Regions from separate parts of the Homo sapiens genome. Here region 2 is linked to region 1. A link is a loop called in an ENCODE intact Hi-C map of the cell type or tissue named here. Cell type or tissue: A673. All regions are shown on one strand. Links, peaks and the distances in the headings refer to the core of each region. The heading gives the core; the rest is flanking DNA.

Region 1 (15,773 bases), core at 3,792-11,791:
TCACTATTTCCAGTTCATGTAACAAGCAGATCCCTCTCCTTATCAAAACTCAAAACACTTCTACCCCATTTCTGACAGCTCAGCTACAGCACTGCAGCTGAATATTTAGTGTTCAGCATTATATCTGAGTATTCAGAGATTTAAGAAATGTTTGCGGAATACTTCCTATGTAGCAGGCAGTGTGCTAGGTACTAGGGTGAGCAAAATGAATAAACAAGCAATTATAAATAGAATAATAAAGGAAAAAGAGACATTACACAAAGTGAACCACATCAACCACCACTGAGGCAGAGGTAAATGCCCTTTAAGTATGGGGACTGACTTGATCAGAAAGTCCGGGGAGGTCTCCCAGCCATTGACTATTGAGTAGAGATCCAGAATAGATGGTGAGGAGAACAAGGATGGTACATGGTAAGAATTTAGGGTACAGAGGTGACATTTTGGCAGAAAAAAATTATTATACGCACAAAGTCCTGTGGCTGAAAAAGGCATGACTTCCCCATGGGCTTCCAAGAAACGTTAGTATAGCTGGAGGCCAGAGAGCAATCCAGGAGGCAACTAAGGAGGAATTTGAGGCTTGGGAGATGTGCAGAACTTAGACAAGTCAGAATTGTGTCAAACATGTTAAGGATTTTCATCTGTCCCTTGAGCCTACTAGAAGGCCTTGGAAATGCCAGTGAGGGAATTGTATAATGAAGTACCTAAAAAGACAGAGTCTTTATAGGTGAAGTGATGGACAATTGAGATAGCATGCTACACTTAAGATGCCTTGAGAAATCTGTAAAGTGTATTGGAGACTAGTAAACTAAGGTCCAGAAAAACAACAACTTGAAATAAGAAAATCAGAGTTCAAATCCTCTCCTTCTAGTTTCTAGCACTTTGACCTTGGGATAATTCATTAACTTCTCCTACTCATTACTTCAGCTTCCTCACCTGCCCTTGTAGCTGTGAGTTTCCAACAAGATCATCTATTTGATAGCCCCTTGCAAGCAATAATACTGTTGGAACGTAAAGTAGCAATGATTGCTGTAAACATTATAGCAATAGTTGTTGTAGTAGCAGTCATATTAAAAACTTCTATGAGACAGTATCTTCTGTGATAACAACCCCCAAATCTCAGAGCTAAGGATGACGAGCAGTTTTTTCCCCCTCCTGTTGAATGAGGACTACTGCTGGCTGTGGCTCTGCTGTAGACTGTGGGTTGGCAGAGCCTGCTCCCTGAGTCTTCTCATCCCAGGATCCACGCTAATGGAGCAGCATCCACCTTGTACACGCTGCTCTCATGGCAGGGGCCACAAGGAAAAGAACTGCTCGGATGTGGCATATCTCTTGGTTTAAGCAGGTCCCAAGGCCAAGCCTGAAATCAACAGCATAAGAATGCATTGTCTTCTCAGGGGTAAGAAGTGAGCAAATAATTTAGAACAATAATACAATCTACCATAAATATTTGTGTGTGAGTATGTCTGAAACTTCCTTAAACTAAGAAAAAAAGAGTAGACACTCCATATTGTAATCATTCTGATTAGGGGAGATAATTATGTGGCAAAGACTCGCCATCTGTATAATTTTTGCTTGACTTACAACAAAAAATTTTAAGAGTGAAATTTATTTTAACTATTAGATGCATTCTTAATCTTTCATAAATTAAATCATAGAAGAAATGATTTTTTAAATAAATCATCCTATACTCTTTTGTAAAGCAAATAAACTTCCAAAGTGAAAATAATCACCCCAATCTATCACTTTAGTATATTGCATACGAATCCAAAAGATACATGCAGTAGGCTTTCAAAAAATACTAACAAAGCCAGGTAGAATGTCATCAGGCCTGCTAACTGCCAGGAAACTCAGTACAATGAGGGCGACTGATAGGATTGCACTAGCAATTCACTGAACAAGGGGAAAGTATGAGGTGATCCTCTGCTCACCAAGCCGGAAGCCCTGGTGCAAGGCTATGTCTGCTCAGAGGAAGGGGCAACATGCTCCAACGTGCACAAATGTGTCTTTTAGTCCTAGATGAAGTTTCATCACATTTAAAAGGTTTCTCTCCTATATGAACTCTCCAATATCTGTGAATGCCTAATGTTTAGGAATTTTGTACATTGAATATTTGTAGCAGATTTCCTCATGAGCTATCTCTGACTGTTATCTTATGATTTTTAATTGTAAAGTCTCCTAAATTTGCAAAGACCAAAATATTTCTCTTTCTCAGTACCTGTCACATATGGATTTCAAAAACAAAAATAAAAACTGCTCTGGACTCAAAAGCTTCTATGTACTGTTTCTCCCCGCACTGGGAAAATCTGCCTACACAATCCTCTTCCCTTAAGACTGAGATTCATTTGAGATTTTTGGGGTTTGATATGTTTCTATTTTTAGTGGGATCTGACTCCTTGAGAATGAATGCCACGGTGGACTTTTCCCTCAGAGAACTATCTTGAGTACCTACAATTCCCAGGGCCTGTGTACTCATAAAATCTTGGTATTTTAAATTCTGGGCCTCCTCCTCAAAGTTATACAAAGTTTCACATCTAGAAGTCTGTGTGAAGTGTTCCTATCCTCAATAGTGTGACTACCCCGATGGTCTAGGTCTCAGGAACATCATAAATATTTCATGTAGCTCTCTATCAAATATCTGAAAGGCCAATCCTTTCCAGTATGAAAGTTCATCTCCTAAATGGGAGATCACCTTCCAATGGTGATCCAATGATCTCTCCCCAAACTACTGTGTAACGCTTCTTATTAGAAGTATTTGAGCAGTTCAGGGCTTCCAGGGAGGTGAACAAGAACACATCCACATACTGGGAGAGTGGCGCACTCCAACTCCACAGGGACAGACGCCCCCATGCTCAGGACTTTTCCAGACCTCACCCTATGTATCACTTTATCTGGCTGTTCATCCTTTACAATAAATTGTTTAATGCAAAAGTCAACAACTCTATATTGACTGGAGCAGGCTACCCTCAGATTCTGAGGCCTGGTATAAAGCTTACATTGTCTGCTCTGGTAGACAGGAAGAGCACTGATACTGGAGGCCACAAATTGGTGCTTGCCCTAGAGGCAGAGACTTAATCCAGCTGAAAGTAGCCTCCGAGAATGGATATCAGAAGATTTAGCCTTAATATATTTCCATTGTGACCAGCAGGCTTTTGCCCCCCTAAGAAGGTGTTCAAAACGAAAGATGACCCAAACGAGAGCTGTTTTTTAAATATTTAGACAGTTACTCATTAGCTGGTTTTTAGTGGAATTGGTTATCTATCTAGTTACCAGTGCTGCAATTGTGTAGTCACCTATACATTATTTAAACGTATTTAACTGTTAAATGTGCTATCCACCAGTTATAAAATAAACCCTTATGAAAACTGCACAATTGTGTACGTGTTTATGTTCCTTTAAGCATTGAATATTGCCATTGAATGAGATTAATCAGTCCATGTTTTAAGTTGAAGTTAAAAATTTTGTGTTAAATTCAGCCATCATTACAATTACCTTTTGTATTCCAGAACATGACAAATTATGAATAAAACAAATATACATCTTGTAAAAAGAAGTATTTGAGTTTCTCTAGAGCTCTCCACTCCCCCAGAAGTACAATATGCTAAACTCTGAGAATTCAACTACCATTAAGAAAGGGAGCACCCAAAAAGAAGAGAAAACCTAAGACATATAGTGATTAAAGCAAAAGAAATTGTGGCAGATTAATCTTCTGGTACTGTGGAATTGAATATCGTAGCCACTTTTAGAATCCTTTTATATCTTTTCTTCTGCCAAAGATATGATCCCTTAAGAGAACATGCTTTAACGTATAGATATGCTGCAATAATAAGAAATATCTTTATGTCTCTTCCTTGTGAAGATGCCACCTAAGATACCACTAATTCCTGATATATCTGTATAATGGTCCTCTTTGAAATAAATTTTTCATGATCGATAAGCCATTAGAGAAGATAATATGCTACTCCATTAAGTAAAATTATATATGATGTTTGTTGAGTTTTAAAATAAATATTAAATATGTTTACTTTTGGATGAGATATTACATATTAACTACACTATAACAAATACAGAGTTGATAGTTCTAGTGTATTTAGATAAGATAGTCTATAAAATTAGTCAAGGTAAATACATTAAAGATACATGGAGCATTTTTTTTAACTTTAAGTTCTGGGGTACATGTGCTGAACGTGCAGGCTTGTCACACAGGTATACATGTGCCATGGTGGTTTGCTGCACCTATCAACCTGTCATCTAGGTAAGCTCACCATCCTTTCTTCTTTTTTTTTTTTTTTTCGTTTTGAGACGAAGTTTTGCTTTTGTTGCCCAGGCTGGAGTGCAATGGTACACTCTCGACTGACTGCAACCTCTGCCTCCTGGGTTCAAGCGATTCTCCTGCCTCAGCCTCCCAAGTAGCTGGGATTATAGGCATGCGCCATCACGCCTGGCTAATTTTGTGTTTTTAGTAGAGATGGGGTTTCTCCATGTTGGTCAGGCTGGTCTTGAACTCCCAACCACAGGTGATCCGCCTGCCTTGGCCTCCCAAAGTGCTGGGATTATAGGTGTCACCCACCACATCCGACCCCTGCCCTTTCTTTTAAGAGCACAGGCAGGTCCCTCACTCTAGTGCAGTGAACTTAATGAGAGCCTAGAGTGAATGAAACGGTGATGCCCCTCTTGATGTGGAGTTACATGGTAGATATCATGCAGCCAGTTTTCTCACTCATGGATGAATTTTCATGACATTCTCTATTGAGTTGTATGGATCTAATAGAAACATCTATGGGTCTTAAGGCTAAATATTTTTTCATTGCCCCTCTCATGTTTTCTGCTAGTTTTACAAAAATACCCTGTCAATTTTCAGATAAAAGCTTTTTAACAAATTCAAAATGTCATTATCTCTGCTACTTGTACAATCAACTTAAACCCAGAATAGAGCCTGCAACTTACCATCTCAGCAAAAGAGAACAGGTGAAAAAAGAAAGCAAAACTGTAGAACAAAAAGATGTAAAAAAAAAAAAAAAAAAAAAAAAGGAAGACAGACAAATAAGGCACAGAACTGTATTAGAAAAACACTTTCTACTTTAATCACACAGTGGTGTCCAGCCTCGCCTTCTCGACCCCCTGCTTTTCCTATTTCTTCCTTGTTAGTACGAGTCACTCCATTGACCAACAAAATTACCACACAGTGACCACCTCTGGTGCATGTTGAATACTTGATTTAGGGCTATTACGCTTGTCCCAAAGAGCTCAAAGCAGATTTAAATTTCCATAAATCTATTTGCTAGACATGTAGGTAAAAAACTTATTTGAGCAACACAGGTAGTTTTTATTTAAGTTGGCCTTTAGTGTTCTTTTTTAATAATTTTCATTACAAGAGCCATAAAACCAGCAAATTTAGAACAATCCCACTCAGTAAAAAGAAAGTCAAATTTGATATTCCAATGTTAATGCCTAAATAACAACAATTTTAAAATTTCCCAAATCATGAGTGATTGGGTGCATTCACTTATGAGATCCAATTAACCTTCTGAGGCTTAGGGGCAAATGACCTTGCTAGAATATATCAGGAAAGGGAATTGCAAAAATTGCACTGCTTGCACCTGTGGTCCTTTAATAACTTATGAGCAAGTTGATTTTTCAGACATTAGTGCAAAATGTATATTCCATCTTTTCAATGAAATCCTGATCTTTTCCCTGATATACATTTCAACTCCATTATCACCTTGAGACAGAGATACAAGATGCCCATTTTATGATACTGTAGTGTGGCAAGGGTAACTATACTGCAGGTTAAGATACTCAAAGAAGTGACAAACAGGACACAAAGCTCAAAAAACCCTCTGAGCTAGCTTTCAGGATGAAGGAGCCCTTTTTAGAGAGGACTGTCTTCATTCTGGAGATATAGATTGGAACATTCATTTTACGTAAAACTATTTGTAATATAAAACATGGTCTGACTAAGCCACAGTATTGTGTCTGCTGGAATGTGAGCTATTATATACTTGGTAATATTTAAACACAAACACAAGAACAGCTTTCCAAGTTTCCTGTTCTATATGCTTAATAAGCTTTAGATGCTTTATTTTGAAAGTTAGGCAAATTAGAGTTTTTAAAAATATGAATTCAGTAAACTCAGCAGCACAAGTTAGTACACTATTGATTAAAAATATATATATAACAATTAATACAACTCAGTGTACACAGCACATGTTCTTCCATCATCTGATTCTGCCTCGCACTGTAAACTTCATCCCAGACTTCACTTCCAGCCAGCTTAGTTCAGTCCACTCTGCCTCCCCACCACACTTCCTATCCCAAGTTGTTCCAGCCCAGCATAACTGCATCAATTGCAGCTTCAGGAACTCTCTTTCTAAACTCTCTTTCATGCTGAAATCCATATAAACAGATTCCTTCATCTCTAATCCCTCACCTACCCTCCATTCTACAAATTTATTCCCACAATCTTTCCTTTGACTAATTCTTCTTTACCCCTCCAAAATATACACAGGACCCCAAACTGCCAAGAATGCATGTGGCAATACAGTAAACATGTTTTTAGCCTCGGATGGCACTCTTTTATTCTGCTTTACTTCATAGGTTTTGGCTTTGCGCAGATCTTTATTTGAGTAAATTAACAAATAAATGATATTGCCCACTGGTAGAAAAATTCATTAAACTCCCAAGATCCCTTCTAGTACACTTTATTTCACAGTAAATATTCTACGTTGAGTATCATGTTGATATTCTAGTATCCAATTTTACCATCTAGGTTATGTTTCATTTCCAATTAATTCTCTAATTTCCTGGCTTGTGGTATATTTGACTTGTTGCTTAAGCAAACAATAATGAAAGTCACCATCCTCCTATATCATAAGATTGATACAATCATGTTAATCAAAATTCTGAGAGAAACTATAATTTAAAAATCATGTATATCTTCATGCTTTTGTTTTCAATAAGTTGACAAATTTAAGAAAGCACTAGAAAATGATAAGCAATAAAAATTATAAAAAATATGAGTCTTTTATTCTGACTTTATCCTTACAATGCTTGTTATCTAATAGCAATATTAAATATATTATTGTTCTTTTATATTAGGTTTGCTAACAACAATAATATATTTTTCCTCACTAAAAAAAAAAAAATATATGCTTCTGGTTTAAATGCCATCCTTAGGAGTACAAGCTTGAAAGCTGTGCTACCAGTAGTGTATTTTAAATGTAAGGGAGCAAATATTGTTTCTGTCAACCTCAAAGAAAAGAATGTACTCATTATGTTCAAAACTTTAACTTACTACAATAATGACACTGGTTTCAAAAAACTGAACTTTTTAATAACCAATAACCTTTTTTCACACAAACTTTTTACACCTCTAAGCATGCTATAATTTCTAAGCACTATTCCTCTTTGCTTCAATTATGTGTTCCCATGCTAAAAAGCAAAATAACAAAGTTTAAAAAAAAGAAAAAAAAAAAAAGGAAAGGGCCTTTTCCTCACTGCCAGGACCCAAGCTTATCTCAGCAGCCTCCTATTTTTAACCAGATTGCAAATGGTATCCGTGATCAAAGGCCCGGAGCCCTGGAGGAACTTAGGCAAACAGCACGCAGCAGAATGCTTCCTGATGATCTGTAAGCAGGAAAGGACTTTTGACACGAAAGACAGCTTAAACAGCACAAGAATAGCAATAAACCAGCTGTAAAATGGTTGCCCTTGAACGAAAGCAAATTGTTCCAAATAATTTTTCCCGTTTTTGCAGCCTCTGGATGTCCCGCTGGGGCATTTAAACAGCCACATGCTCAGTGTACAAAAGCTTCTCTAAGTGGGAAAATACAGTGTACTAATGTGTTTAGAATAAGGAACCGAACACATCCAAAGTTCAGATTTGATGCTTCCTTTTCCTTTTGTTGGAGAATGAGTTCATTAATGCCAGGCTTGTTTTGGATACTAACTAAGCTTCCAGTCAGTAATGTTGAAGGGTAATTTATTGGCTTAGAAATACTCAATTAACCATTGAAGTGGTTGTTAATTTAAAAAGTAAACGGATTGTTGAGCCTTTACATAGGACTGTTCATGCAACTGGAATGTATATTTACCTAAAGATTAAGAAGTACAATGCCTACTTTTCTTTGTTATTTTCTATTAAACAACTTATACTATAGGAATGCCATGAATACTGTGAAGTTTATATACATCTTCCCCACTATAAGTCATGAGAATAATATAATACTTACTGTTAACATAATTACAAGACACTTCTGTATGTGCAGTTTTATTTAATTCACACAAAAGCTCTTAAATCTAGTGTTACCCAACACCATCCTTTGAATAAATATGTAAGATACAATGTTCTCTCTCATTGATATTTATTCTAATCAATTATATTAATTCTATATTTAAAATAATAGATTAAAAGGAAATCTTTTACTACTTCATTATTTACAAAATCATGGTAAATATATTGAGTAATTTAGAAACCAATATGCTTATATTAAGAGGTACATTTTATTCCACAAAAGAAAAATACCTTTAAATAATTTGGCAATTCACTAATAAATGTTAGGCAGAGAGATTTATTTAAAAATCAGACAATTGAAAAACCTTTAGAGTTACTTAGATACACATATGCATTGCTTAATAGAAATATGTTGCTTTAAAATTAAATTTAAATACAATATTTATTAATCAAAGCATACAAAATACATTTAGGGTTATTTAAACTACATAATCAATAGACTATGATACCAAGATCTTATTTTCCTACAATAAATTATCATTCTAATTGTATTGACTAAGTCTATATTTCCTAATTTGCCTAAAATGTATAAATTCACTCACAACTTTGTGGTCTCAATTAGCATAAACATCCCAACAAAACCATGTGTAACCATTGTATGACCAGGGAAGCAAACTCTGCCTAAATCCCAAAAATCACTTTGAAAAATTATTGTTTTAAATGCAAACAAGAAAAGAAAAGGGAAATTTTCTAAAGTAATCCTCAGCTTAACAACAGTTGTGTTTGGAAGCACCTAACTAGTGACTTCTGATGAGGTCAATGATTATATATTAAATTTCTAAGTGCTTTTCTGTGAAAGTAATCAAGTTATCAAAACGAATTCCTCTTTCAATCATAGAAAAGTGGTACTCTCCTGATCAATATTTATTTATATAATGTCATGTAAACTATAACATTTACTAGTAAGAATACAGTACATATTAAAATCAAATCCCTTTTTCCCCCAGAGATTTATTTCGTGTTATACTTTGTTTTACTTTTATCATAATGAATATGGGCACAATGAGTATACAAAGCCTTTCTGTGCTTGGTCAGGGAACCAGCTAAAGTACTGGCTCAATGGCTCTGATTTTAAACCATGTTTTACTTAAGACTAATTTTTCATCAGTGTTAGAGGTTAATAACACTGTTATTTCCTCTATTACCTGGATTTAATAAAAGCAGTGGGGCATAACATTCTGTAAAGCCAGGCAATAAGAGGAAATAACACAAATGTTAACCTCTAACATAAATGTAATGGTAATTGCTCCAGTCTAGTTTTAAAATTGATGCCTTTGGTAGTCTCCCACATGGCCAAAAAAAAGCTCTCTCCTCAGTGTCCCAGCAACCACCAAGATCCAAGGTCAAGGGCAAATTATGCCATCAATTTGTATGCTTAACAACATTTGTGCACCATATCATCCTTAAATATAGAAACACATTGTTTTAGGAATAAAACACGACAATAAAGCAGTGAAGCTGCAATTATAAATCAGCTAAAGTGAAAGTACATGTTGAAAATGTTAACGAAGATTGTTGCAATACAGAAAAGTTGATTCACCTTCTTACACGTAAAATATAAAATCAAGTTACACAATAAGGTAGATAAATCTCCTAATTAAATACTGAAGAAAGAGAAGCATGCAAAACAGCTTCATCTATATCTAAGCAGGATGTATGAAATTTTCACTTTTTCATTTATATCCAATACTTGTAAAAATTCATTGTGGTTATTTTATATACATATGTAGCGATTATTTATTTCTATTTAATAAGCATATTTTTAATGTTTTGGCAGATAGAATTAACGTCTCTTGCATTACATGTCAACTTTGTCTTGCATAGCACCAAGTCATGTCAGCAGCCTCTTTAGAAACTAAAGCCAGCAAGTTAAGATTAATTTCTGCTAATTATCTCAGACCCTCAGACCATACTGTTCACACACTGGGAACCAAATTTCCAGACTCAATTTTTGCAAATCTGCTAGGCCCCTCAACATTTGTCGGTGTACCAAACCAAAAATGTTCCAAGCTTTCCTCTTTTCAAATACCACCACTCTTATTACACATTACAACCATTTATTTCCTGTCATCTTTTCATATTCAGTTTACAAAAGCAAAACCATGCCTTCAAACTGTTAATGGTCCAGAGTTTGTTAGAATCTTTTCTTAATAATTAAGTTCCTCATGTGCATGGATCTTGTCACTCATTTCTTATATTCTTTAAAGGTCTTCTAAAATGGGTACTTGGTGGGCACCCAAAACATATTAACTTATTAGTATTCATGCCGCAGTAGAAACAGGAAGGAAAGATCTTTATTCAATCTGATTTAGCCCAGCCCTACCGTATTGCTTTCATCGGGTATCAGAAATCCAACTTTTGATCAGCCTCCTGTCACATAGATTGTGAATGTCAAAACCTAAGCACTTATCTTGTCTTCTGACAACTATCAAGTAGAAGAGGAACTTCAGTGGTAACTTACTCTTTAAAAAAATAAAAATTAATTTACACGGCAAATGTAATCATGATGACAATGTCATCTAAAAAATACATACCAGCTTTGTCTTTGAAAAGCTCAAAATCTTTATCACTTCATAAAACATGGGGACCAAAAATCTTCAGACAGGCCTAAGGGAAGTTTCGGAAAGAGAAGTTTAATATTTGACTGATGAGAAGGATCGCCAGTGGCCCACAGCCACAAACAAGGTCACTAAAATAGACAGAAAAACCTCCTCAGGTGTGGTCTCTTTGTTGTGTATTTACACTGGCTCCTGTGTTGAAATGAGGCCTCTATGGTCCTGAAAACTGCCAAAAAACCCTGGCTGAGTGAAGCTATAAACACAGTGTGCGATGATAACCTCTGCTGCACTCCATGTGTCCCAAAATCTGCTAAGACCTTCACTTCAGTCTGCAACAAGGTAGAAAAATATTTGAGGTCAATAAATTGGGGACAGGGTGCAGGGAGTGATGAGAGAAGCTCAGGGGTAGAAAAGGAGGCAAGGGAGCACAGTTCCTTGTTTAAGGAAAGTGGTAGGACCACTTACCACCTATATTATCTAAAGCTCATTACATAATCCCTCAAAGCTACCTCACTCATAGAACTAATAGTAAAACTATCTAATGCACAAAGTACATAAAATAATCTAAGCAAAGAAGTGATTGGTACCCAGTAATTATTCTCACGCATTAAATGCATTCTAAAAGCCAAGATTATGAGGCAAAATGTAAACCTGAGGTGGACTTCAGTTCCAGAGACTCAAGCTCTTCTGAATCTTTCTAAATCAAGTAATTTATTCTTGAACTCTTCATTTGGACAATTATGGATTCATGTGCTCACATTATAAGATATTAATATTATAGACAGCCTCAAAAGACAAAAGTCATACCTGTCACTGCTAAGAAAATGCTACTTTACTTAATAAGCTGTCAATAATTACATCTGGAGAAGGAATAAAAAATGACAGTTTCCTCTTAGAAATTATTACGAGAGAGAAATTCAAACTTTTTTGTTACAAATATTCAATTCTGTGTTTGTATTTGACAACAAAATAAAACTAGTTCAAAATTTTAAAAGACAAATAATAGATAGTCTCTATCCCTGAGGAGTTCAGAGTCTAATGGAAAAAATGTATGCATAAATCATAACCGATGAGTGCTATAACAAAGGTGTTTGAAAGCTTCTCAAGTACAGAAGCTGAGGGATGAGGAGGAATTCATAGTAAAAGTGAAGTATACCCTGGGCCTAGAAGAATGACTTGGGCCAGAGTTTAAAAATATTTGTCTTCGTTACTTGAATGGACATCTTTTTTGCATGCAGATTCTAAGAATATAACCATATATATAGCTGACTGCCCCCCAGAAACAAGCATCACTTGAATGATAGAGGAAAATTTCCCCATACATTACACCATTGTCATGGCTATCTGGGTATCCAAAAGAAATTTCCAAGGGTAAGATTAGTGCCTTGCAGCCTCCACAAAATTTAAAAACTATTGAGAGCAAGAATCATTTCTTATTCAGCTTTCTATTCTTTAGCACATAAAACAAAAATTGTTGTAAACCACATGAAGAATTGGTCTCTTGGTCAGAGACTAGAATTCCCTTAGTTCTGTGGCATGTCCTCTGGGGCCAGAAGTGAATCCTCTCCAATCAGAACTATGTCTGGCTTTTGGAGAACCAATTCTCATTTTAGGAAGACTTCTCCTATGGGATCAAGGTATCCCACCAACAAATTAGGAGCTTTTTAGAGTAGTCCTCACCCTTTGCTGGTCCTTCATTTCCGTAAAGTTTATTAATTTTAAGAAACTCAGGAACTTCCCCAAAATTAACATTCATTTTACTAATGCCCTAAGAAGAGAAGTTGATGGCTGATGTCATTATATTATTTAAATTCGGTTAAGTGCTAAATCCAATGTTACATGAACACATTAATCTCTACTACTCAAGCTATAGAAATCAAGAAGCATTGATATATCTCAAGGTGTTATTGAGAAGATCACAGCCAAGAGACAATACCACCTTAGGTGGTCCATAATCAGGGTGTAATTGGGAAATTTTCTAACTAAAACAGCATAGGAGGTAATCTTAGAGAAAGTACTTGTATTAGTCCATTCTCACACTGCTATAAAGAAATACCTGAGACTGAGTAATTTATAAAGAATAAAGGTTTAATTGACTCATGGTTCCATAGGCTGTACAGGAAGCATGGCTGGAAAGGCCTCAGGAAACTTACAATCATGGCGGAAGGCAAAGAGGAAGCCAACACGTCTCACATGGCGGCAGCAGGAGGAGAAGGGATGAAGGGGAAGGAGCTACACACTTTTAAGCAACCAGATTTCATGATAACTCACTCACTATCATGAGAATAGCACCAAAGGGGAAATCCACCCCCATGATCCAATCACCTCCCACCAGGCCCCATGTCCAACACTGGAATTACAGTTTGACATGAGATTTGGGTGGGGACACAGACTCAAACCATATCAGTAGTCATCAATGGACTTTGTGCTATGTTTTCAGCATAAGAGCTTGTCTAACCCTGGGAAACTTCCAGTTCAGAAAGATTAAAATCATTCCATATCTCACTCAGTTTTTTAAGCATTTGGCTACAGGCTTAGAAATCTGCTCGAGGACCTCAAGCCTAAAGCAGTTCATATCTTTAAACAAAGTGAGCAGGATTTTTGCAGCCTGGGACAGTCTGCATCAGAGCCCAGTCTTTCTAAACCTCTGTCTTCCAGGCTGGTTGGCAATCAACTAGAACTCAAAGGAAATAGAATAAAGGTACTTAGGGCTCCCTAATTAAGGCTCCTAATAACAGAAATAATTTATAATCATTGTTTTAAAAAGAAAGGGGCAATGGGAGACTAAAGATAAAGCAGGACATTTCCACAAGTCTTCCATAACCAAAACTTGGATCAGCTCTAGACAGAAGTCTTGGCATATACTAATATTCTGATTTACAAATAGAATTTTACTACAAGGGCCTAAGATCAATTACTTTTACTGTAATGCATGAAAATATTCATATAGAAATATTACAAGCAACATTTGGGAATCAATGATTTACTAGGACAAATTAGAAAGGATATTTTCCAATGAATTTAGAACTTAAAAGTAAAATTAAGGCCTGACATGGTGGCTCATGCCTGTAATCCCAGCACTCTGGGAGGCTGAGGCAGTCGATCACGAGGTCGAGAGTTCAAGACCAACCTGATCAACATGGGGAAACCCCGTCTCTACTAAAAATACAAAAATTAGCTGGGTGTGGTGGTGCACACCTGTAATCTCAGCTACTCGGGAGGCTGAGGCAGGAGAATCACTTGAACCCAGGAGGCAGAGGTTGCAGTGAGCTGAGATCACACCACTGCACCCAGCCCACATGACAGAGAGACTCCATCTCAAAAAATTTTTAAAAAAGCAAAATTAATTTTTCTAAGTCCAGGGAGGTTAAACTCTTTATATTTATTACGGGTAGGGAACAGAGATGGTCTTTTATTTTCTACGTTTGATTCATTTGAAAAGCTAAATGTTTAGCAGTAGTTCAGCTGTCATTATAAATACATCTACCCAATAAGACCACGGAAAATTGCAGCTGCTGCTGGGTAGGGTCTTCTAAAATGAAATGTAAAGAAGATGGAAATTTAATTCTGATAAATATTGCTAATAAAACAATAATAGCTCATCTTGATGCCACTGTGCTTGGATTTCATTGCTCCCCAGCCAAAGCAGGTATGCGATCCCAGAGCAAGGACCTCTGTGAGTCAATTCTAGGAACGGAAGAATGCATAGCCACAAAATATTATTGTGATATCTTAAATTTGTATGATTCTTTAAGAAACAAAAATAACCAAAATAAAAAAGTTTTCTTATCAATGATTTCTCATAATCCTCTCAATAACACCATGTAGCAGAGAGATCAATTATTTTACAGGTAAGAAATAAAAAGCAGACTTGAATAACTTGTCCAAAGTTCCAAGACCTAATAAATAAAAGTTTTAGAACTAAAACTCAATGCCTTCCAACATGAGGATGAAGAAATCTTTCTGTTACAGCAAACTGCATTCATTTTGTCCATATTCTTAACTACATTAGCAAGTGAACTGTTTTGTCTTCTCCTTGCAATGTTTCATGGAATTCCCCTATTGTTCAAAACAAATGTATTAAAAAGTTGGTTAAAACAAAATAGAAAAAACCTGAAAGATTCTTCACCTGCCTTTTTTACATGTGGAAACCAAGGAGACAAAAAGAGCCACAGGCCTTATTTCTGCTACCAGTAGTTGATTATTGGCGTTTTACATCCTTGATGGCCATATTTGATTTTTTTAAGAGACAGAAAATAAACAAAAACTCTATGTGCTGTTTCCTCTGTTTGCAAGGACTGTGACTTTTGACTCTTATAAATCTACTCAAAGCTAAAGTCTGCAGATTGGGTGTTTCAGGAATGTTCAAAATATAGCTTGAGATTTATAGAGCTGTAAACTTTTCTTGGCTTTTCTTGGTCCATCTTATTTGATAAAACTTAACTAGTAAACAAAGTGGCTGCACATCCTCTACAAAACATCCATTAGGTTATCTGGCTTTATACCCAACTAGAGTTTGTTTGCACAAAGAATTAATGAGAGGGGTTACTGAAGGACTTCAGTCTCTTCTTTCATTCCACTCAGACAAATTGTTTGCAATACCAGTTCCGATGAATGCAAATAAAAGTAATTGATATTCTAACGTATAACATGCTCTTAGAGAGTCTAGCTCCACTGTTAGAAAGGATATTTCTTTCAAAAAGTCTTTTGAGGGCTTGATGTTATAGCTGCTGAAATTTCTATTAGTGTTTATTGAAATTATGGTGCTTCAACTAGAACTGAGCTAGAACTAGAAATTTAAAAACGTAATCTCCTTAAGTAGTATTTCAGCCTTGCTATTTAAAATGTAGCCCTACGATGATAACAGCATATCTTTCATCATGAATGCCGTCATTGAAATTCAAATTGGTTAGAATTAATATAAT
Region 2 (15,773 bases), core at 3,364-11,363, 120 kb before region 1:
TCTGGTGAATTATTTCCAGTTTTTTAATATTACTGATACAGACAGGAGGCAAGGAAACACTAGGTAGAGAGGGCGGTTCCCCAGCAAAGCCCCCACCCTCAAGCCTGGAAACTGTGGCCCTAAATGAGAACAGTTATTCCTGTTTTCGTGCCCAAATGTTGCTTTTTTCATAATCACCCTGGCCCATCACGCCCCTGCATCCTGTACCCTCAGAAACCCCAAAGTCCACTGGCAGAGGAGCAGAGTTGTGCAGTAGAGGAGAGAAGGGAAGAAACATCTGAATGTTGAAGAGGCAGCTGGACTGCTGGAGAGGAGTTTGACTGGGGACAGCTGAACTACAGGGGAGGATAATCTTCCCACTCCATCCCTTTTCCAGCTCCCCACCCTGCTGAGAGCCACCTCCACACTCAATAAAACGTCCACATTCACCATCCTTCAAGTCCATGTCACCTGATTCTTCCCGGATGCCAGACAGGGACCCCAGTACCAAGAGGGATGAGTGTGAAAGACTGTCACCCTGACTCTCCACTGAGCTGGTTAACACTTAGCCATCTGCAGATGGCAACTGCTAAAAGAGCATTAATTGTAACTCATGTCCTCTGCTGTAATCATGGAATATATATATATATTGTAATACATATTCTATATATATACTATATATCACAATATATATTCATACTCTGCTATTTCATGTAATTTGCTACATGTTTTACCTAGTAAATAGAAACAGTGAATAGATGTGTACATAGTAATATGGGTAAATATTTAAACAATGTGTAATGAAAAAGAAACAGATATTTAATATGCTATTTATAAAATGTAGATAAAATATAACAACCCATTTACATAAATTAAAAATACTCAGAAAGGAGCACACATTTTATAAAAATACATAGAATCAAAAATGTACATTACATAAAATTGAATGTTAAGACAAATGGTTTTTATATTTGTAGTGCATGTAGTGGGGATACTATGAAAATGGGAGTGGAATATAGGAATAAAAAGGAATAAACTTTCAGTAAAGTGAGAAAATCAATGATAGTATGGAATAAACAGGGTGATTAACTTAACCCTTTGTGTCTAAGATCCAAGAACACTCTGTTAATGATTTTTAATAAATACAGTTTAACAAATCATGATTTTAATAATCTTGATTTTTATAATACTGTTTTTAAGGTGGTATAATATTAAACTAAATGGATGTGACATAAATTCTTTAACCTTTTTCTACTGCTGAATATATATACTTGCTTTACTGTTTTTATCTATATAAGTTGCGCTACTCTGAACACTTTTTTATGAACATATATTTTTCCCATATTTTGGATGGTTACTTTTTGATATATTATCCACAATAAAACTAACTTGTTGAAAGCATATGATATCATTACCACTCTTTGTATAAATTCAAAAAGATTGCTTGAATTTACAATGCCAAAAGCAACCAACAGAAATGCCAATTTCTACATACCCTAAGGAGCAGTAGGTCATGTTGCCTCTATCTGTCTGGCTACCTTTATATACTTTATCTATCCATATTTCTGCCCATTTGAAAGGCAAAAAATGTTGTCTCATTGTTGTTCTGCTTCTTTGTTAATCTAATAAATGTCTGTGGACTATCTACTAGTTTCCAAAGTTATTCTTAGTATTAAGCTGCATTTATTTGAGTATAAGATTATACATGGTCTGCATTTTTTTTTACTAACTTCATTTCCTCCTTTGAATCAAACAACATTTTTACTTTTTTTATTGACAGTTACTATGAATGTGGGTTTATTCTGACTAATGAAATAAAGTCATGGTCATCTTGAAGGAAAACTCATTATGTGATCTTATGTGATCTTAGCATCAATAAGTAAGAAAGGAAATGGAAATTCAGCATGGTTCCATGCATCTTATTGCTATCTGTACCCACAAGGATTACAGCAGCTCTGAATATAAAATACATCCTCAACATATATGTCATTTGCTTTAGTTGTAACCCTCTTTGATCCACTTTTTCCTTGTTCTGAGCCTCATTTTCTTATTCATATAATGTGGATAAAAATAATGCCTGTCTCAAAAGGAAGCATCAAGGACAAAATGGGAATGTTCATTTTATCACCTAAACTGCATTTCAGGAATGCGAGGGATGAATAGCAGGAAGTTGTGTTCATATTTTTATTCTCAGTGCCTGAATACATGATGGTATCTGAAAGACTTGCCAGTTTTCTCGCTGGATTTTTTTATTGAATAAAATAGTCTACATGATGGAGGAGTAGGCATTTCCTGGACTGAATTTAAAAAAATGAATTTGGTAAACATTTTTATTTTCCCAGAATTTGGTCTCATACAAAAAACAGATGTCCTACATTGGATCAAAAGGGATAAAAAGAACAACAGGTAACACCATGAATTACTGGAAATGACAGATAAGTCTGTAGCAGGCACCTGACAATGGTAATTTGAAACAGTAAAAGACTAAGCATTAATTTAAACTGTTTCCATGAAGTAAGTCTTCCATAAGCCTAAATAATTCATATTGATCCTGCTTGATCATTTTGTATTATGCTTTTATTGTGGGATTTGACACGCTACTATTTTGTTAGGAATTTTATGAAATAAATCAGTCTACAATTTTCCTTTCTTGCAATGTTTTTGTCAAGTATCACAGTTATACTGCCTTCACAAGATGAGTTGGAAAGTGTGATTCCCTTTTCCATTTTTTTGAAAAAAAAATTGTATGATTCGTATAATATCTTCTTAGACTTGAGGTAATTTACTATGAAAAAGATGTAGGCCTAGAATTTTCTTGGTGTTAAGGTTTCTGAAAGAAATTCAACATTTCTTTTTTCTTTTCTTTTTTTGAGACAAAGTTTCGCTCTTGTCGCCCAAGCTGGAGTGCAATGGCATGATCTCAGCTCACTGCAACCTCCACCTCCTGGGTTCGGGCAATACTCCTGCCTCACCCTCCTGAGTAGTTGGGATTACAGGCGTGCACCACCACGCCCAGCTAATTTTTTGTATTTTTAGTAGAGATGGGGTTTCACCAGTTTGGCCAGGATGGTCTCAAACTCCTGACCTCAGGTGACCTGTCCACCTCAGCCTCCCAAAATGCTGAGATTACAGGCGTGAGCCACCGCGCCTGGCTGAAATTCAACATTTCTGATACATAAGGCATTTGAATTTTGTGTTTCACCAGGTATCAGATTTGGTAAGTTGTGTGTTTCAAGGAATTTGATCATTTCATCTATGTTGGCAGAGTCATACACATAAAACTGTTCAAAATATCTCTTCAAAATCCTTTTGATTTTTCTAAGATCTAGAGTAATATCCCATCTTTCAACCCTGATATTAGATTTTTGTGATTTCTTTCTTCTTATCTTCATCTGTCTTGCTAGAGTTTATAAATTTTATTAACCTTTTCAAAAGTCACCTCTTGGTTTTGCAAACATTTTCAATCATGTCTGTTTTCTACTTCTTTTATTTCTGCTGTTATCATTATTACTTCTATCTATTAGGTTTAACTTTCTCACCTTTTGCTAATTTCTTAAAAATTCTTATGATTATCTTAGTGTAATTACAATGGCTTATTACAGTAGAAAATTAGATCATTAATCTTAAGGCTTCCTTTGCTTCTGATAAAATCATTTAAAGCTATAAATGTCATTCTAGGTACCATATTAGCTGCATACCACAAATTTTGATATGCTGTTTTTTTATCAGCCTTCAGTTCAAAATTCTTTCTAATTTCTTAGTGATTTCTTCATTTATTCATTGGTTATTCAGAAGCTGATTTGTTAATTTTCAAATGTTAGAACTTTTCTACATATCTTATTGATGTAAAACTTAATTTTTTATGGTCACAGAGGGTAATTACTAGTACTATCTAGTCCTTTGAAATTCACTGAGACTTGTTTTATGGTCCAGCATAATTTATCCTGGTTCATAGTTCATGTGCACTTCAAAACAATGCATAGTCTGCACTTGTATGGGGGGCTCAATAAGTGTCTGTGAGGTAAAAAATGGTTGACAGTATTATTTATATTTTCACTTCTCTTGCTTTATTCTTAATTTTACTATCCATTACTTGGAGAAGTGTGTTAATAGCTCAAAATATGATTATGGATTTTTCTATGTCTTCTTTTTTAATCTATCAGTTGTTGTTTTATCTATCAGTTGTTTCACATATCTTAAAACTGTTTTAGGCACATTCACATTTAAATGAAGTCTTTTTAATGCAGTCACTATTGTTACTTATAGCATATAGCTATTTAGTTTTATTATAAATAGTATTTGCAAAGTATAGCATTTTTTATCCTTTTTACTTTCAAGCCGTTTGTGCCTTTTTAGTTAAAATGTATCCTTTGGAGACAGCATATTTACCTTGCTCTTACTGTTTTATACAGATTAACACTGTTTGCCTTTTTATTGAAAAATTTTGTCCATTTACATTTAATGAACTGATTGCTGTGGTTGAATTTAGGCCTGCCATTTTTTCTTTCTTTTTTCTTTTTTTTTAAATCTGTTATTGTTGTTGCTTATTCATTTCTCCTTTCCTGACTTCTTTTGGGTTAATCAATTACTTTTTGAATTCTATTTTGATTTCTTTGTTGACTTTTCAATATATCTCTGCATTTTTGGCAGATGCTGTAAAAATTACAATACCTATTTTTAAGTACTAACAATATATGTAGAGTACTACTTTATATAAAATATATAGGAATCTTTAACAATGTAATTCAGTTTACTACCCCATATTCTCTATGCTTTCTTGATATATACATGCATATGTAGATAATATATTATATATGTGTGTGCGTGTGTGTGTGTGCATGTGTATGTGTATAAGACCCAGCCTACTGGGTTTTAATTTTTTTTAATATGATCACATTTTTTATTAAAAGTTGTTCCCTAGCATAAATAGTATATATTTTAATGTTTCTATGTATTCATTGTTTACTTGATGTGCAGTGGATAACATCCATTATCAATAGCTTTATTTGGGGTTACAATTATGTAAGAAATTGTCACTTTTTACTTTATATGCTTATATTGTTTGAATACTTACTAAAAACCATCACAGGTCCTTAAAAAGTACATAAATAAATAAACAGTTGTTCTCAACCAAGGCCAATTTTGCCCTCTGGGAGAAATTTGGCATTATTTAGAGACATTTTTGATTGGAGGGGGTGGGGTGCTGCTGACAACAAATGGGTAGAGGCCAAGAGTGCTGCCAAAAATCTTACGATGTATAGGAGAGTCCCCCAAACAAAGAATTATCTTCTGCAAAATGTCTGTATTGACAAAACAATGAAATTTAAACATATAGGTCTAAGTCCAGTTTACTTACTTACAGCTAATTAAGGACATTTGTTAAAAAAGTTCAAAGTTCCAAAGTCCCTCCAGATACAACATTTGTATTCAAACCTAAAGAGCTACACTCTCTAAGCTCATTTGAAGTACTTATTAGCTGATGATGAGTCATTGAGTTTGTTAAGTGAATTAATCATGTTGTGTGATTCCACGTGAGCGATTTAAAGGCCACTGGAAAAAAAGTCAGAGCTTCAAACAAGGGAGTCTCCACTACCAGCTGTTTTCTTTTCCCTTTGTTTCTCCTGGCATGCAAATACCATCAAAGTAATCATTGCTGGGTTTTCTTTGTTTAGAAGTATGAGAGAAAGAGGTTAAAAAATAATTCCAGTACAATTATATTTGCCTATTAAATAAATCCTAATAATTCAAATCCCTTCAGATAAAATTACCACACATTTCTTAAAGTACAATGTCTGGTTTCCATTTTCAAAGGATCTTTTCAAGCTTTATAAAACACACTGTTAAAATGATAATAAAGCCAACTTTGGCAAAGAACACAGGATTTCAAGCTACACTTGGGTGTGAATCTCAGTATTCACCACTTCCTAAATTTGTGATTACTGTCCTCCCAGACCTCCTTCAAGTCTCATTACTATAGTTTTTTAATCCATAAAATATAGGTAATACTGATCTCAGGTGGTTGAGAAACACTTTGCACGAAATCAAACACAAACAAGGTGTTTAGCTAATCCAAAGCTTTATTCTATCTTGAGAAACTGATGTGTCAACTCTGTGACAGCCTCTGTGGATGAGGAATATATCCCCAGTAAATTGGCATCTGTGCTGAGCTATCTACTACAGGTGACAACATTTGTGCCCCTGGAGACACAGATGCAGTTTGTCACAGATCACTCATTTTAATTATGCCTACAGTGAGTAAGGGAAATAAACGGTGGCTGCAACACTCTTATTATCTTCCCAAGGAAATGCAGTGAATTCATCTTGGAAAAGACTGGTTTAGTAACCTTCAGTGAGTGAACTCTTTATCCAGAAGTCTTTGAGGCCTGCAGCTCACAGACCTGATTTGCTCAAGAAAGTCCTGGCTTACTGGGTATTCTGAAACCCATGAAAAAAGAAGGGTCCAGACAATAAACCCACTATTTTACAGGACAGCCTCAAAATTGCCAGCAATACTAAAGTCACTTTCATACCACCCTCAAAGATTTACTAGAGAGGCCTCCTCCAGTCCTCCAAGAACAATCAAATCAAAACACACTCATGCGTGCGCACACACGCAGACACACACACACACACACACACAGAGAGATACTCTAACAAATGGCATATCTTCCACCTTATGCATTGACTGCCACAGCTGCTCCCCCGACAGGGTATTCAATCATGCAAATGTCTTGTGTTTGAAGGCTGTTTCCACTTCCAGTCAGGCACGTTGTTTTCAGCACATCTGACAAAATAGGCCAGATCTGCACAGCAACTTTTGAGAGGAAGTGCAACAAAAGACATCCAGCTGTGCTGAATTAAAAGGTCGTCATTCATCACCTTCCATCAGTCAAAAAGCAAAAGGAGGCTGACGTTATTTGTAAGAAATTTAAGGGTGTTATTATTCACCTGTAATTAAAAAGAATGGTTTGATTTGGCTTGTAGCCTAGAGAAGTATGAATGCTTTTATTTTGCCAGGTTATGAATTTTTCCAAGTACTGAATAGGTCTGAGAATGAGGCAATAAGATGGAGGGACTTTGTAAAGTAGAATTTTCCTCAACCTGTATTCACTTGCATTTTGTTTGTTTTTTAATTGACTGTTTCTTTATCTTTGCTTTTCTGCTTTAGAGAAGTACTGCCAGAAAATAAAAATCAAATGGAATTTTGAGTCTATCAACATGAAAAAGTCCATGCTAAAGGTTTTAGATTTCCCCAAAAGAGAAAATCTGAGAAAATGTATTACAGATGAAGTTGCTTTTTCCGGATATGCTACATATTCAGAAACAGTAGAGAGATCATGGCTTTTGTGGTATAAAGTAAAAAAATATATATGCATGGCAGGCATAGTAGAGATAGATAATTTTTAAATATTTTTATGTATCTGAAGTTCTGGAAGATGAATATAAGAATTTGTCAAGAGATTTTTAAAATGAATTCTCTTTCAGCCCTTCTTTTTATTCCAGGAAGAGTTTAGGGCAACTTGAAGACACATTAAAACACAATGTTAATATTAATTGCATGAGAAAAACAGAACAAAAGGAAAAGCAAAGAAGAAAACATAAGATGAAGCTAAGATTGAGGCATACAAACCAAACATATATCAATGTATTTACTAGAGCTAAGCTACACATGTGGCCCTGAGTTTTCTAGCAGCCAATTCAAAGAGGGAGCTGAGATTAGTTATGTGATGTGTAATGCCCACAAAATTAAAACAGAAGAGGCATATGTATTATTTGGGTATGTAAATGAGCATGGTGTCATAGGTCTGGAATTTGTTAGTAAACATGTTTTCTAAAAATATGTCCTGGGAAAGTTATCAATTTTCTGTAACAATTATAAGCATTTATGTGTTTTTCTGACACCAATAAGAATAAAAACAAAAAAATTCCTTCAGCGTTGCCTAAATTGTTATTGCAGGCTAATAGAGAGTATGTGCACTCCATGCAGGTCTTGGTCAATGTCTTCATCTGTTTGGGCTGCTATGCTAATACCATGGACTAAGTGGCTCATAAACAACAAAAAATTTATTTTTCACAGTTTTGGAGGCTGCCAAGTCCAAGATCAAACCACCAGCAGTTTCAGTGTCTGGTGAGAGATCACTCCTGGTTCATAGATGGATGGCCATCTTTTCACTGTGTCCTCACATGGTGGAAGGAGCCAGGGAGCTGTCTTCACTAATTTCATATAAAGGCACTAGCTCTATTCATAGAGGCTTTGCCCTCATGACCTAAGCACATCCAAAGACCTCATTTCCTCATACCATCACATTGCGAATTAAGATTTAACATATGAATTGGGGTAGGGGGCAGGGACACAAACATTCAGTGGATAGCAGCCAGTAGGAGCAGCACAAAAGAGCAGTTTCAGGTAAAGGGCTAGGAGCCCTGAGATCTTGGTTTTATTATATCTCATTGCATTCAGTAGTAGACTGAAGTACAGGAAGGGAAGGAATGGAGGGCACTGAAATTTAAGCTGCTTGGATGCCCTATATAATATTTGGTATTCTGAAAACACTTTACACTTGCCAGTAAGTGAATCCAGATGGTATTCAAATAAGTTTAGCCAACATGATTATCTTGACTTGCTGATGTGGAAAGCCAGGACCTGATTGATTTGCCCAAGGCCTTTCAATTCCTAAGGAGACACCATACAGCTTTTACCACTTCCTGTACATCCAGTAGGCCAAAGAGAGTCGAGTCCTGGAAGAAAACACAGACTTTCATATTTCTTGTTCTTGGCTTGGCTCAGCAGATCACAGACCCTTCTAAACAAAGGGGAAAATGTCTATCATCATAACTTGGCTGGTCCCTTTTTCAATGATTTCCTACAAAGCAACCCATAGCCAATTTTTCAGATCTACTGCTTAATTCGTTTAGGTCCATTTTTATTAGTACTCAAGTTATTTTCCTGAATAATTACAAAGAAAACCTTTTCCCCCTTACTCATCAGAAATAGAGCTATATAAGAATAGCTGGAACCCAGAAAAGAAAATATACAATTTCAAGTTTGCATGGATGTATTCTCATTTCTAAACAATACAAAAAAAAATTGTTAAATTTTGCTATTTTCAGGATGGACATTGTACATTTATTCTCTGGGGCAATTTTTCCAAACTTTCCTGCTGAAGAAAATTACCTCATCTTCCCTATTTCTTTCAAAAAGTAGTTTCCCCAGCCCCACTCAGACTTGCTGAATCAGAATCTTTCAAGAAGGTAAAGGTCTGTTCAGGGAAATTATGTCAACAAAGACTCTGGACCCTGGTCAAGATTCAATTCAAATCTCACTTCTGCCACCTATGAGCTGTGTGAATTTGGCCAAGTGGCTTACCCTCCCTGTATCTCTATTTCTTCATATGTGAAATGAAAATCTAGCCCCTTGAGGAGCCCAAATTTAAAGACAGATTAGTAAATGAAAGTTCAGCAAAGGAAATCAAAGAGGAGTCAAAGACAATCTTTGAATCAGTCTATTTCTTTTTTATATATATATACTTTAAGTTATAGGGTACATGTGCACAACCTGCAGGTTTGTTACATATGTATACATGTGCCATGTTGGTGTGCTGCACCCATTAACTCTTCATTTACATTAGGTATATCTCCTAATGCTATCCCTCCCCCATTCTCCCACTCCACAACAGGCCCCAGTGTGTGATGTTCCCCTTCCTGTGTCCAAGTGTGGAAAGACTGCCTCTTCAAGTGGGTCCCTGACCCCTGAGTAGCATAACTGGGAGGCACCCCCCAGTAGGGACAGACTGACAGCCCACACGGCTGGGTACACCTCTGAGACGAAGCTTCCAGAGGAACGATCAGGCAGCAACATTTGCTGTTCAGCAATATTTGCTGCTCTGCAGCCTCCGCTGCTGATACCCAGGCAAACAGGGTCTGGAGTGGACCTCCAGCAAACTCCAACAGACCTGCAGCTAAGGGTCCTAACTGTTAGAAGGAAAACTAACAAACAGAAAGGACATCCACACCAAAACCCCATCTGTACTTAACCATCACCAAAGACCAAAGGCAGATAAAACCACAAAGATGGGGAAAAAACAGAGCAGAAAAGCTGAAAATTCTAAAAATCAGAGTGCCTCTTTCCCCTCCAAAGGAACGCAGCTCCTCACCAACAATGGAACAAACCTGGATGGAGAATGACTTTGATGAGTTGACAGAAGAAGGCCTCAGACGATCAAACTTCTCCAAGCTAAAGGAGGAAGTTCAAACCCATTGCAAAGAAGCTAAAAACCTTGAAAAAAGATTAGACGAATGGCTAACTAGAATAATCAGTGTAGAGAAGTCCTTAAATGACCTGATGGAGCTGAAAACCATGGCACGAGAATCAGTCTATTTCTTAAGAACTGAATGATGTTGAGAAAAGTCACCTGACTTCCCAAGGTTCTATTTTCTGTTAGATTCATTCAAGCTCTACAATTGGTGAGAATGAGAATAATTTTCAGAACAAGGATGCATTCTCATGCTTTTAGATATTAGATGAAAGTGAACATTAATCCAAATCACCTTAAAATTTGAGTACAATTTAGAAAGAATAAATTACAAATATGTCATTTTATTATTATACACTATTCATGCTTCCAAATATTTCTGATTTAAAATCCAAACATATACCTAACAATGAGACTTTATAAAATGTTTTAAGTAATGCATCTTTAAATAGCTTACCAAATTGCAGAAAAGGCATCCATTCGTTTCTTATGAAAAGAATTTTCTACTCAAATTAACTGCAAAATTATCTTAAGAAAAACCTTCTCAGAAATGACGTGCTCAAGAAGACACAGGCAGGATCTTGATCTTGACTAATCAGTGGAAACATTGGGAAATATATATTAGAATGAATAACAGATTCTAACAGATAGTCAAAATGCATAAATAATGACTACATTTCTTAATTACTCCACTGAAACTGGTTGCTGACAAGCCAGATGGCACAGGTCATTAGTGCCTTTTGGCTCTGGCATCCCCGCCAAAGAAACCCAGGACTGGAATAGCACTGCTATTGTTAGAGCCCCTCAAAGCACAATACACTAAAAAGCCCTCCTCATTGCTGGGGAACAATGCCTTAAAATTCTTTTGTTATTCTGCAATGCTTCAAAATTTGTTAAGTCTTGTCCTCTTTTTCCCTAAGGGACTTTGGAGACTTAATTAAGTTATTGTTTGCAGACATGGGATAAATTCAGTCACATCACAAAAGAAACAACACAGTTCCAAATGTTAATACACACTTTCCTCTAAACTGTAAATCAAGACTCAAGCCATAATTGGAAAGAGCAATGTAACTGTGGGTCTCTTTCTAAATAAAGGGGACACAGTAATAATATTAAAAGAACAAGGATAGGAAGAATCAATATTGTGAAAATGGCCATACTGCCCAAGGTAATTTATAGATTCAATGCCATCCCCATCAAGCTACCAATGACTTTCTTCACAGAGTTGGAAAAAACTACTTTAAAGTTCATATGGAACCAGAAAAGAGCCCACATTGCCAAGTCAATCCTAAGCCAAAGGAACAAAGCTGGAGGCATCACGCTACCTGACTTCAAACTATACTACAAGGCTACAGTAACCAAAATAGCATGGTACTGGTATGAAAACAGACACATGGGCCAATGGAACAGAATAGAGCCCTCAGAAATAATGCCACACATCTACAACTATCTGATCTTTGGCAAATCTGACAAAAACAAGAAATGGGGAAAGGATTTCCTATTTAATAAATGGTGCTGGGAAAACTGGCTAGCCATAGGTAGAAAGCTGAAACTGGATCCCTTCCTTACACCTTATACAAAAATTAATTCAAGATGGATTAAAGACTTAAATGTTAGACCTAAAACCATAAAAACCCTAGAAGAAAACCTAGGCAATGCCATTCAGGACATAGGCATGGGCAAGGACTTCATGACTAAAACACCAAAAGCAATGGCAACAAAAGCCAAAATTGACAAATGGGATCTAATTAAACTAAAGAGCTTCTGCACAGCAAAAGAAACTACCATCAGAGTGAACAGGCAACCTAGAGAATGGCCGCTTTGCAATCTACTCATCTGACAAAGGGTTAATATCCAGAATCTACAAAGAACTCAAACAAATTTACAAGAAAAAAACAAACAACCCCATCAAAAAGTAGGTGAAGGCTATGATCAGACACTTCTCAAAATAAAACATTTATGCAGCCAACCGACACATGAGAAAAATGCTCATCATCACTGGCCATCAGAGAAATGCAAATCAAAACCACAATGAGATACCATCTCACACCAGTTAGAATGGCGATCATTAAAATCAGAAAACAACAGGTGCTGGAGAGAATGTGGAGAAATAGGAACCTTTTTACACTGTTGGTGGGAGAGTAAACTAGTTCAACCATTGCGGAAGTCAGTGTGGTGATTCCTCAGGGATCTAGAACTAGAAATACCATTTGATCCAGTGATCCCATTGCTGGGTATATGCCCAAAGGATTATAAATCATGCTATTATAAAGACACATGCACGAATATGTTTATTGTGGCACTATTCACGATAGCAAAGACTTGGAACTGACCCAAATGTCCAACAATGATAGATTGGATTAAGAAAATGTGGCACATATACACCATGGAATACTATGCAGCCATAAAAAATGATGAGTTCATGTCCTTTGTAGGGACATGGATGAAGCTGGAAACCATCATTCTCAGCAAACTATCACAAGGACAAAAAACCAAACACCGCATGTTCTCACTCATAGGTGGGAATTGAACAATGAGAACACTTGGACACAAGAAGGGGAACATCACACCCTGGGGCCTGTTGTGGGGTGCGGGGAGAGGGAGGGATAGCATTAGGAGATATACCTAATGTAAATGACGAGTTAATGGGTGCAGCACACCAACATGGCACATGTATACATATGTAACTAACCTGCATATTGTGCACATGTACCCCAGAACTTAAAGTATAACAAAAAAAAGAAAAGAAAAAAATTACAATAAAAAAGATGTAAATGAAAAAAAAAGAACAAGGATTTATAAGCTGTTAATTGTATTATGCAGTGTGTTCACCAAACTCTGATGCTTTTGTTTAAAGTATAAAAACAGCCGATGCTTTTACATAATTATTAATAAACTATAAGAAAGTTAAAGACTAAGGGTAAATCTTGAGAGTAGGGCATTCCATCTTTCTGAAGCCTCTCCCTAATGTCCAGCCCTATTCCTTCGGATGTCCTCCAGAACCTCTGATGGCTGGTAAAGATGTTGCTGCTAAGAAGCTCTAAAATTGATCAAATCACTTCAGTAACGAAATCATAGTCAAGATTTTATTAACAATCAATGAAAGAAACAGGAGCCTTGACTGTATTAGTCAAAAAAGATATTAATAAAGTTTTAATAACTTATTAATCAAGTTTACCAGTTTTATTTGAAGGAAGTCATAATTTGTGTCATGAAATATCTCATGTCATGGTTAAAGTTTATGTCATGAACCAATCTGGGGCAACGTGGAACCTTACAGTAGGAAGTGATACATGGATCAGCAAAGGCCTCATAAATTCCAGGGTATGCTTTTCCCATTTTCTTTCTTGGCTCCAAAGAACAGAGAAGGCAATGCTAAACAGTGTTTCCTTCCTGGAGTTGACACTAAGAGTGTCCTGAAGATGTGCCCAAAAACATGGCAAACACAGCCAATGGTGGCTCTGTCCCCTAATGTCTGTGCATAACAATTCTCTTTATGAAGCCCATGACCGCTCATGGACAGCCACACAGGTAGCATCTGAAAGCAAGCTTACATCTTGGCTAAGGTCTATTAGCTCTTTGCCCACTTCCTAAGGCTCTCCTAGCCCTCTCAGTTTTAGCTGCTGAAGCTTTTAAGACCCACCTTTAATAAGGCTTGCTTCTTTGCTTAAGACTCACTGCCTCTACAGAAATTGATACTTGCCTGTAATCATTACCATAAACTGCAATGATCTGTCTAGGTGAAAATCCCACAAGGCTTATGCCTAAATCCTAAAGCCACATGCAAACCCAGCCACATTCCACCACATAGGTCATAACACACTGTCCAAGTTAAAGGTACGAATCCACCTACTAAAATCCATGGTTGAAAGCCCTGACCCTACCCCCAAGTTTCTTCATGCATATTTTTCTCTAAAATTATATGCTGTGTCTTCTAATTAACAAGGTTCTCAATAAATGAACCAAATATCTCAAGATGAGCATGAAGGGACCTAATAAACATTACCCTTCTCAATGACATAGGTTCTGTACCAATTGGAAAATAAGACAAGAATCAGCAAATGGAGACTCAAACTAATATTTTATAAATGTTAAGTTGGAAAAGATGGGGTTTTGAGGTAGAACTAGCTCCCAACTTTTTGCTTTGGTCTTGAAAAAGTTACCCAAAGAAGATTTTGAATTTGCAAACACTTACCCAGGTCATTGACTCTCTCTGGACCTGGTGGAGAGAGGAGAAACAAGAGACCCAATCCCCATTCATGAGAATCTGATAGATTAGTCCAATCCAACTGAGAAGCAATATTACAATGTCAGATGCACCTAATGGCAGATTACTAAAGACAGGCAATTCCTTTTACCTCCCTTGCAGTAAAGGATTGAGTGCGCTTCACCAATGTGTGTCCCTCCAAACAGATAGAAACATTAGGCATCAGAGTTAAGCATTTCGATCCAAACACTTAAGACCTATAAAAAAGTATTTCTTTGCTTCTTATAAGGAATTAGTCATGTAAATATTATACTTTTTGTTTTTTCCAGAACTTTGGAAAAGCTTGAAGCTAAGTATATTTATTCAACTATAATAGTTTTCTCTGCTATAGCTATTTGCACTTAAATACAAAGAACGTATCAAATAAAATAGCAATTCCTTTGTTTTATAAAATTTAAGCTTTCCACATTTCAATGAATTCTAAGACTTGCTTTACTCTAAGTCATCAATTTAGTGTGATTTACCATGATGACACATTTCAGAACAACACTTTAGTGGCATAGGTATCCCAGCAATACAAAAACAGCCCACTGATTTTACAAAACTACTGTTGTCAAATCCTAAAAATAGATAGATGCATACGTTTTTTAAAGTTTAGACTTCGTATTGTCATAAATCAGGGCTATAAGTAAAGGGAAAGTTGGAAGAAATGATCAATAGTTTTGAGTTAAAAGCTAAATCAGTTTCACAAGTGTTTTTCTCAGTAAAGTTTCTTTGGAGATTACAAGAAAATCACAGGTGAATTAAAGATATAAAACTCCTTCCTCTTTCATTGCAGGACTAGTTTTTTTTTTCACATCATTAAGTTCATTCCTTTCCAAAAATGGCTCAAAATTATTTTTTAAAAATCACTGATTTTTCCAAACAGAGGGGATGGACAGGAAATTATCTTTAAATAAGTATACTCTATTTAGTGCTCTGTGTTGGTTAAATGTCAGTGTGGGGAACAATATTTAGTCTTTCCAAAATTCTTCACAGTTTGATCCACTGACACGATAGTTTTCTTAATTTCCTGACCAATGGCATTGTATGCAATTTTTGTACATGGCCAACAGCTGGTGCCTTTAACCCAGCAGATGTTTTTGTGTCTGAATTGTAATCACTGTACAGGCAGAGTCCAGAATTTTGTTTTCTTTCACACTCTTCTCCCATATGCAGAAACTTCATTTAGAAGACAAAAGGAATGTGCATAAAAACACACCACAGGGTGTGGACGGGTTTAATAGATGCAGTCCCCAGTGTATAAAGAGCCTAAATCTTTCCCAGTACAGTGG

What was found. A loop is a pair of places that touch in the nucleus more often than their neighbours do. Peaks named below come from ENCODE experiments on the same cell type or tissue, not always from the same donor. Only the 100,000 strongest peaks of a DNase experiment are listed, where the experiment ranks them.
Region 2: it touches region 1 in a loop (2.8-fold over the local background); 2 of 110 quality-filtered maps call a loop at or near these places.

What each region holds. Positions count from the first base shown.
Region 1 is chr4:123,849,159-123,864,931 of GRCh38, reverse strand. The region is part of intron 4 of LINC01091 (long intergenic non-protein coding RNA 1091); the gene reads right to left. Among named protein-coding and RNA genes, the nearest start is that of LINC01091, 210 kb to the right of the region's middle. RefSeq lists an enhancer at 6,557-10,273. In A673, for the core only: CTCF peaks have their summits at 7,310 and 7,570; a DNase peak (open chromatin) is centred at 7,681; H3K4me3 peaks cover 1,335 bases; H3K27me3 peaks cover 1,673 bases.
Region 2 is chr4:123,967,453-123,983,225 of GRCh38, reverse strand. No RefSeq gene overlaps it. Among named protein-coding and RNA genes, the nearest start is that of LINC01091, 330 kb to the right of the region's middle. In A673, for the core only: no CTCF peak of the experiment used is centred there; DNase peaks (open chromatin) are centred at 5,485, 6,745 and 8,595; H3K27ac peaks cover 2,514 bases.